Regions from separate parts of the Homo sapiens genome. Here region 2 is linked to region 1. The links are chromatin loops, found by intact Hi-C in ENCODE. Cell type or tissue: endothelial cell of umbilical vein. All regions are shown on one strand.

The links. A loop is a pair of places that touch in the nucleus more often than their neighbours do. Peaks named below come from ENCODE experiments on the same cell type or tissue, not always from the same donor. Only the 100,000 strongest peaks of a DNase experiment are listed, where the experiment ranks them.
Region 2: it touches region 1 in a loop (1.9-fold over the local background); 4 of 110 quality-filtered maps call a loop at or near these places.

Annotation. Positions count from the first base shown.
Region 1 is chr7:94,630,299-94,635,298 of GRCh38, forward strand. The region is part of intron 1 of SGCE (sarcoglycan epsilon); the gene reads right to left. It also overlaps a transcript of CASD1 not described here. Among named protein-coding and RNA genes, the nearest start is that of SGCE, 23 kb to the right of the region's middle. In endothelial cell of umbilical vein, no CTCF peak of the experiment used is centred here; a DNase peak (open chromatin) is centred at 2,303; H3K27ac peaks cover 927 bases.
Region 2 is chr7:94,525,213-94,530,212 of GRCh38, forward strand. CASD1 (CAS1 domain sialic acid O acetyltransferase 1) reads left to right here. Exons shown (of 18, transcript NM_022900.5): 4 at 1,950-1,994; 5 at 2,976-3,038. All of the region lies in intron 2 of LOC105375404 (a long non-coding RNA gene), which reads right to left. Among named protein-coding and RNA genes, the nearest start is that of CASD1, 18 kb to the left of the region's middle. In endothelial cell of umbilical vein, no CTCF peak of the experiment used is centred here; no DNase peak of the experiment used is centred here.

The DNA of each region.
Region 1 (5,000 bases):
TTTTCTAGACAAAGCATGTCAGACTATATAACACTATCAATACATGTAATGCGGTTTTTACGTATACTTATAAAAATGCATTGGATACTTTTTCTGGGTATTCATTCCTCGCATCTCTTGTAGAAATGATTTATTCAATTTTCTCTGATCTTGATATTTAATAATTCAAACAATATAATCTATTATATTATGCTGCATCCTAAATAAGCAATAACAATTACATAATAAAATTCAGGCAAAATAATTTAAGTGAAATAAGCAAATTTCATGATTTACCAGTTACTTAAGACATATGATATGAGTACATTAAAATGACCAATTGTTTTGATTAGTTTCCACTTATTGTTTTTGCTCTGATAGCATCTTCTCCACTAACACATTATTGCCGTTACTCTTGTCACTTCTACGATCTCTTTTGGGTTTCTATATTCCTGATTGGCTAGTGGCTGCAATTTTTAGAGAGATAAACCCTATCAGGCCAGTTCTTTCTTTTAAGTCATTAATGGATTTGTAAATATGGTAATTAACCTTATGAACCACAAGGCTGCTCACTCCAAGCTCACAACTTACTAAAAGCCTTGGATAGCAAGATCACTGAACTACATTTTTCAGCACAAAAATAAAAACTCCCACAAAATGTTTCTTTATCTGTGAAAACTTGTCCCTGCAGTTCGGTGGATGGCTGCCAGAAAAGGGGGAACTGAGCTAAAATATTTGACTTGTAGCTTCACGTATCTACAGATTTACTACTAAAAACATAACTTCAAAGGCTGTGTAACAGAGGGAAGGAAGCTACAAGTTATGTTTAAACTAGGTATGCAGAGAGATCTATTCTTTCCTGATTTGTTTTGTACTAGTATTCATAAGTGATCTTCCCCTGTGGCATTTACAGTACCCAACTTCTACTCAAGAACAATGTACTTACCAGCAGGAATAATCCCATTCCGCGAAACAAGAATGAATGAATCACAGAAAAATAGTAAAGATGAGAATTTTATACTTTTTTTTTTTTACCAGTTTGATACCACAATGTACCCTGAATGTGAGGTGCTATGGGGAATATGAAGATGAAAGAGACCCTGCCACTGCTTTCCAGGAGTTCACCATCTGGTATGGGAGACCAACATCCACCTAACTAGGTATTATCCCAGAGGTAAAACTGCTTTGGCAACACCTGGAAATATGGGAGGAGCAATTAAGGTTGGACAGATTCAGAAAAGATTTATGGAAGAAGTGGAATTCAATATGGCTCTTAAAATACTACAGTAGTAGGATTCTGAAACTCAGAGATGTGGAATTTCAGCATTTCACAGTGAACATATGTGCAAGATACAATACTGGATACTGTGGGGGCCTTTCGGGGAAGGGAATTAAGTCAGTAATGCTGGATCCTGGGGTAAATTTAAGGTAGGGGGAGGCAAAACTGGGAAGAAAAGAAGAGTTAAAATAGGGAGTTTTGAACTCCTGCTAAAAAGTCATTTCACTCTGTATATCAAAGTATTTAAATTCAGGATCACAACCCTACATCCAAAGCAGAGAACATTACAAATAATCTAAAGGAATCTCTTTGTAGTTTATCTAATTATCTAATTCATTCTTTCTAGAGATTAAAAATACCTTGAAGTACAGCACTAAGTTTTATTTACCTTGCTATTTTCTCGGCAGCTAGAAGAGAGTCTGGTATATTTGAATAATTGTATCAATGCCTATGGAATGGATGAGTACATTCTAATACAAAGTACGGCAGAGGTAAACACAAGTTTCCTATTAGTGAACTAAATATATATAATACTTAGAGGGATAGCATTCTGTAGATTATCATCCTTCATTGACATTATAAACTAATAGTCTCCCTTAGTATTTGCTGCTATAAGGTGGTAAAAGCTAGCTAACAAAGCAAAATGAAAGGTTGTTCATATTAAATAATACTGAAATGATTCCATTTTCTACATTGCCCTCCACAGGTCCTGAAGTGGAACCATTAAAGAAAGGGTACCTGCCACTCCATATCATCTCACTTCAAGAACTTGCATAGAACATCTCAGTTTCTGCTTTTATAAAAAACATTTCTGCGTTCTACAGAGCCAAGACACAATCTACCATGGCCCTCCTGGGTTTGAAGATGACAAGCACATTTCTTTATTCATGTGTACTCAATTGCCTTTCAGCAATCTGCTGAACTGCATACTTGCTGGTCAGTTACCTTGGCAACTCCACAGTAAAGGCTGCTTCACTTTAAGTATAGTATGCCATTCACTTTGAGAAAAACATGATACAGATGTATGACACATTCATCATCTAGAAATGGAAAATGACTAAGCCACTATGTTTTGTTTGTAAAAATAATACTTCCTTTCTGTAGCATCAGTTTAAATTACAGGCACCCACACAACATTTTAGAGGAGTGCCCTTTGCCTTTCCCTTTCGCATTTGTTACTTGCAAAACAAATAGCTCTGCAACGGAGGCAATTTAGGCAGTATTTACACCTATGCTTCCTTTCAAAAACAACAAATGACACAGAGAATTCGAAGCTATAGGTTCTTGTTCTAAACGTGAGCTATATAAATAAAGCTGATGGGGTCCACTCCAACACCTACAGAGGCTATTACTAACAGTTAACACATGTTGCAGTCACATATGCCCAGGCAGCACTCACAAACCATAAGCTTAAAGCATGTTGTTTTCCTTAAGAGCAAGTCTTGAAAATCAAATTTAAACACTCTAAGAATCCACAACACTAAGATCTAATAATCTCTGAAATATACATGTGTACAGTGCCATGCTAATCAAGCCAAGGTAACAGGGTCTGGCCTCTCTGTGTATCGCATGGTTTTGCAATCTTCTACGGCTGCAAATCCATTACCTCTGCAAACATACGCCACTAGATATAAATGAAACTGGAAAACTATGGGTGGTTAAATCCATGCAATTCTATCACTATTAATGGGAAAAACAATGAGACCAAAAGTCCAACCCGCAAGAGGTCAAAAATATCATCTCCAAATAGCAAGCATAGCTAGATTTACAAAGATTAAAAACTTCTGAAGACAGGTAGTCATAAGGAACAGAATTTTTTAAGTAATAATTACATATCTGAGTAGAGAGAGCCAAAGGGTTATGTAAGCAAGTAGCTGGGATCATTATCTCGCTCTCCCTAAACATAGATCCAATTTATCTCATCACCATGTTACCAAAACCTTGTTCACAAAACTGTTATCTGTATGTTTCATTCACAGGGTATAGAATCTGCAGCCATTTCAACAACTCTATATTATGTGACAGCATAGAGCCCAGAATCAAATAACAGACCACGAAAGCAGTAGCAAAAAAAAAGGGAGCTCATGCTAGCTAAACAATGTCTTGTTTTCCTTTACTAATAGTCCAGTGGAAACTCTCTCTCCATAATGAAAATATATGGGTGTGCACGTGTGCTTATTACAATTACCTTCAAAGCAAGTTTGAATGTATTTAGTAAACATTAAATTTTGAAAGTACTATGGTGGTACGCTGCCAATGAATCCACAGCATATAACTTCACAATTCTCACAATGATTATTCTTAATGGCATGTGCATAAGCACAGGCACACACACAGCCCCTTCACTACAAAAATGTCCAGAGAACACTTGCCAGTTCTTTTTCTGCATCACCAAGAACAATTACATGGCTATAAAGATAAAATAACAACTGAGTATAAGACCCTGCAAGTTTGAGCTAGTTTTAAATCTTAAAGCCATCTGTCTTCTGAAATCTTTGAGAAGAAAGTCATAAAGTATTGTCAATATTTATGTCCGGGTGACTTTGATTAGGTACCCAGTATGTTTAGGTCTCTCTTATAGATGCTTTATTAATAAACTAATCACTTTAAAATGTCCATTTATATCATCATTTTCTAATTTTTAAGGTTTACAAGGATCTAATAAAATCTCAGTTTACCAGAACCACATGAAATGAATTGTTCCACAGAGCTGATGTTTCTGAAGTACTCTGCAGTTGATTCTTTTTCATGATGGTATAAGATCATCATTTTGTACATCAATTGTTGCACTCTGCTCTATTATACGGTGATACCCGTATGGACTGTTTGGTTGCCTTGTCATTTACCGATCACACTGTGGGTCCCAGTCTGCTAATGCTTTTTAAGGTTGTGTGTTTTACAGATTTTGTTTTCTCTTTTGTAGACAAGTTGTCAGCTGTCATTTCTCATTGCTATCAGTATGTTTCCCATAGCAGCTTCTCTATCCCCTCTAATTTGCTGTTATTAATCGGCTGCAGGTTTAGAAACCAGACTACCAAATGAGGCAGGGTTGCACATTGAAGTAAAAACAAATGCGTGCTGTTTAACACACATAGGGCTCTGCTAGATGTAAAAGACAGGAGCCTGCATTCGCAGCATCTATTTTGGCTGCCGAAAGACTCTTTTGTGGCGTATTTCCTAGTTCTTAGTTGACGCAGTACACTTCTGAATAGATGATCTTACTATACTTGAGAGAGAGCCATTACTTAAGGTGATGGCAGCAGAAACTCTGTTATAAAATACATTCACAAATAAATAGGTGTACAATTGAAAGTCTTAATTCAACCCATATATTACATAACTGTGAACTGTCAAATAAAAAATGGATTGAATGCATTGTATAAAACACTTACATATTCGATATGTGGGAAATACACTGCACAATTTAAACGAAGAGATCTATGGATTAAATGATATGTTGCCCTTAGTTATAGCTAAATCAGCCTAAGATACTATAACACAATATAATTAATAAGTAACTTATTAATAAGCAATTAAAGTCTATTTCTAAAAGCATTTCAATTTTATCAATTTGTTTCTCACATGAAGAGTTTGAAGATGGAAGCTGTTCATTGGGAAGCATCGCAAAGGTGTTTTAACTAAGTTCAAATTATTTAAATATGATAGTATATATTTCACAGCTAGGAAATTAGTTGTTCAAGTAATTTGAACTTAGTTTAAGTATTGCCTTAACAGTAAGTAT
Region 2 (5,000 bases), 110 kb before region 1:
TCAGCTTTGCTATAAGATTGAAAATTTTTAAAATTGAAAGTTGGAGAGAAAGCCAACAACATTAAACAATATATCATTTAAAGATGCATATTTATGTGACAAAAACTAAAGAAAGTTTTTAAAACAAAGTATAAACACACAATTTAGGAGAGTGGTTTACTTTGGGTGAAGCAGGGACTTAAGATAGGGAAAGGACCACATAGGTGGTTCAGTGTGTTGGCAGTGCTCTGATTTGTATCATGGATTCATGAGTGTTGATTTAGTTCTACTGTGCTTTGTGATTTTCATATATGTGACTTATTTGTATATATCAAACATTATATTAAAAAAGGAAAAAGAAGAAAGAGATCGAGTTGCATTAATTACTGTATGCAAAGTAAGACAAAGAAAGTTCATGACATTATTTTTCTGAGGACAAATTTTTAAAAGGTTGAGGATGTGGTAGAAGGAGGAAAACACCTGTGTGATTTTGTTTGACCCAGTATATCCCAGATTTATTTCACCAAAGAAACTTAAAGTTTCACTGAACTAATAGTCTCGAGACTCCTTTTGGAAAGTGATGTTTTAGAAGCACCAACAAGAATCTAAAAAGTTAACCTGTTGATAGAACAAATTTTGTTTCATGGAGATTACAGTATAAATACTATTTGTCTGTTTGAATTAATGAAAACATTTCAGCTTTGATTTTAGCAACAGAATTAGCTTCTTACTGACCACCTTTACCCCTTTCCCACCTACGATTTCTATTTCTGAAAGGAATGCCATTCTTTATGTAGAACATTTGGTTACAAGAAGTTGTAGTGTTCACATTTCAATTTTTTCTGCAAATGGGCTATTTATATACTGTTTTCAAAGTGAAACCTATAGCAACCTAGAGTCATGTTCATCCATTCCTGTCACTCAGGGCCTATACTAGTACACTGGTGAGAATGGACTAGATGTTGCTACAGCAACAAACTACTCTAACGTCTTAACAAAACAGAAGTTCTTGCTTAGCGTTGCATGTCCTAGGTGGGCTGGCAACAGGCTTTGCTCCACACAGTCATTCAGCAGTTCCTACTATTGGAATTTTTACTACCTTCTAGAGTACCTTGGAACATTGAGCTTCCTTAGTCTGTGCATCAGTTAAGTTAGAGACTAGAGAATTGCCTTGGGAAATTCAGCCTGGAAGTGGCGTATGTCACATATATCCACGTCGCATTAGCCAGAACTAGCCATGTGGCTCTGCCTAACTGAAAGGGCCTCAGAAAATGAAGGGAAGCAGTCCATTTCTGAGATGAATAGTAATACAAGTGCTGGGCACGGTGGCACATGCCTTGTAATCCCAGCACTTTGGGAGGCTGAGGTGAGTGGATCACTTGAGCCCAGGAGTTCGAGACCAGCTGGGCAACGTGACAAAACCCCGTCGCTACAAAAAATTTTTTTAAAAAATTAGCCAGGCATGGTGGCGTGCACCTGTGGTCCTAGCCACTTGGGAGGCTGAGGTGGGAGGATTGCTTGAGCCCGGGAGGCGGAGGTTGCAATGAACCGAGATTGCTCCTTGTACTACAGCCCAGGCAACAGAGTGAGACTCTGTCTCAGAATAACAAACAAAATCAAATCAAACAAAAAATAGTAATACTGGAACTAAATTGGAATCCTGGCAATCTTGGCAAAAAGGTAATTTATACAGACATGTTTATGTATCTCCTTGTTTGCTGTTGAAATTTTATTTTTGAACTATATCTTAGATGTTGAAAATCACATGTAGACAATTTAACTAGTGTCACTTTGTTGTGTTCTATGTCGGTTTTTTCCCTTTCGGGTTGAATGTATAGATAATTGAGATTTGGTGCATAAAAATATATCAACAAAAATATGCATAAAAATAAATCAAAGCAGCTAAATGGGGCATTTTTTATATAAATTTAATCTATACATTAATATTTCTCTGTCTCCTTTTATGGCAGCATGAAAACATTCCTTTTGAAGACAAGACTGCATCAGTTAAAGTGGTAAGTTCATGTAATAGTAAGCTAGATGTTACAATGTTGAAACTATATTCATTGGTTAATTGAACATACTAAGTATATTTCAATGTATTCTTGAGAGTAGATAAGAATATTAGGATAGTGGAATAAAAGTTTGTGTGAGTTATTTTATGTAATGGTCTCAAAATTTTATTTGGAAAGAATAATCTTGCACATGAATTTGAAACCAGTATGTGTTCCGGGTTAATGTCCATAAAAGAATATATGTGAATTTTCTGAATTCCCAATCAGTGAGAATTCAGTGAGGATCAAGACAAAAATGGCCTTGACCTAATGAAGATTGCAGGTCTTTATAGTTCTCTGCATGCAAATACAAGTGGGACAAGGATGGCAGAAAAGAAAAAGAGGGGCAATGGGAATGTGCAGAGCAAGGAATTGAAAGTCATTTTCCTCCATGCAGAAGTGATATTTTAACTGAGGCTTCAAAAATAAGTAAGAATTAGGCAGGCTCAGTGGAAGAGTTTTGTGAGCATTATGGACAGAAGGAATAGTATGTGCAAAGTCCTAGAGAAAAAGGAGAACATAGAGCATTCCAAGAGCCGACTGAGGACCAAAAGGGAGAGCAAGGGTACAAGTGGCAGGAGTAAAGGCAGAAGGGACAGGTGGAGATTCTGCACCTTGTTAACAACTTACAGGATTTTAGATTTTATTCTGAGGGCAGTAGAAAGTCTCTGAATACTTAAGCAGGGGCATAGCAAGATCAGATTTAAGTTTTTAAAAGATTGCTCTGGCTAAAATGTGGACAGTAGGTTAGAGGAAGACAAAAGTGGATTCAAGGAGAACTATTGTAAGACTCTTGCCAAATTAAGATAGGAATTGAAGATGTCTTGGACAAGGTAGTGTTTTACTTTTAAGTACTCTGTAAGAGAATGTTAATGTTTATTTTGAATGGTGGAATTAAGAGTTTCTTCAACTTTTTCTTTACTTCTAACATTTCTCTTTTAGGATTTTCTGTGGCATCCTGAAGTTAATGGTTCTATGAAACAGTGTATCAAAGTGTGGACTGAGGTCTGTATTTAAAAAACATAGGCTTTTTTTTTTTTTATTTTTATTCCCTTTACACAAGCATATTTTTATTCCCTTTACTCACTTGTCCCACTCTCCTATATTTTATACCTGCCTTCTTAATAGCAACTAAACTGTGCTGGACTGATTCTAGCACTTCATTGAGAAGAGAAGATGTAGATCCAATATCTCTGCTCCATTATCACCATTCTAACCATAAAGCAGATTATGTTTATCCCAGACTTTTCATATTTAAAGTCTTCTGTTACTGCTGTAGTTCAGCTGATTCAAACCCAGGTGATCTTCCCAGCACAGTGTATATTCTCTAGTGCATTTTTCTGTTTTCTCCTTCAAACTCATGTCCAGATACTTCAGGAAACTTTTGTTTATTTGTTTTTATAGCCTTTTTTTCCTTTTATTATTATATTTGTGACCCAGCAGGCAAGACTAATATGTTTTAGCTCATGATGTTTGGAGATAAATTAGATGTAAAGGTAAGCATGCTATTAACCTCAGAAAACTCCTAAGTTCTCACAAGTCCATTTTACAATCTCTGTAGTAGTTTCCATACAGTCTGTCAGTCCTTTAATTAAACCTGTATTCTTTCCCAGAGACATTTGTATTTGAGATGAATAAAACAATATTTAATTTTATTGACCTTGTTTTGTTCAATTAATTTCCCTGCAACAGTTTTTTGGTTTGGGATTTTTTTTTCTTCACAATAAATATTTAGTATTGCAACCACATCATACAATAAATAGGCTTTTGTAGGATCCTGTGGGAACCTAGCCACCATTTCTAACCTTGTTTCTTTGAGCAAATGTTTTCAAAAAACAAACATGTAGACAACTTCTAGAATTCAAATTTCTGGTAAATTGAGGTCTACAGTGTGTTTTGGTTTTGTTTATATGTTTTTAAATGTCCAGAAGTGTAGAATAATGTTCCATGTATATTTGAAATTATTTAAGCATATGTTTCATATTTGTGCTGGACTGAAAATGTATTTATTAAAGTAGTAGAAATTCACAATTAAACATTAATACACTACAATTTGTAAATCCTGCAAGATCACAGAAAACCTTTATAGGCTATTTACTAACCTGGAGATATATTACATAACCAAAATTTCAATTCTCATACATTTGTTAAAGCTAGTTTTTGGAGCCTTAGATTCTATTGTAAAACTCATTATGGTTGTTGAGAAAAAGAAATATTTAATTTATTTAGGTAGATGACCACATGGTCACTTGAGATTGATTAGTTGATGGTTTTCATTCACTCAGGAGTATATATGGATGTATGTATTTACTTTTTACTATTTCTGTAGTAAGCTGCTAGATCCTGAGGATTTGGAGACCCACATTTTTGTTGTTAATGTACTATTGCCAGCTTTGTGCTGAGTAATAGGAATGTGGCTGGGAATTAGCTCCAGTCTCAGCCCTCAAGGAATTTGCAATCTAGTAGATGGTGAATTACTGATGAATAACGACATAAGAAGGCAAAGGCTAACACAGAATTGAGCTCAAAGGATTATGAAAGTACCATGGATAGACACTTAGGATAGGAGGTGGTGAGAGTGTTGGTAGTTATCTGAGAAAATTTTATAGAGGAAATAATATTTGAGAACTGTGAGTTAGGAAGAAGATACACTTATTAACTAGAATAGCCTTATAGAAGCCTATAGGCATAAAAGCAAATTTGAATTGAGAGGACTCTAAGTAGATTGTTATTCCACAGATATTTCTATATTCTAGGCACTAAGCTAGACACTGTTGATACACTGGTTAACGTTATAGAGATCCTCCCCTCAAAGAGCTAGATGAATAACACATACAGATACTTAAGCAATGTGACAAGTGCTAAAATAGGAAATGTAAAGGGCACAGCAAACAGGATTACAGAGGATAAGCCCTAAGTGTATTTTTCTTAAGTTTTCAAAATTAGTTTTCAGATAAAGTGGTCTTG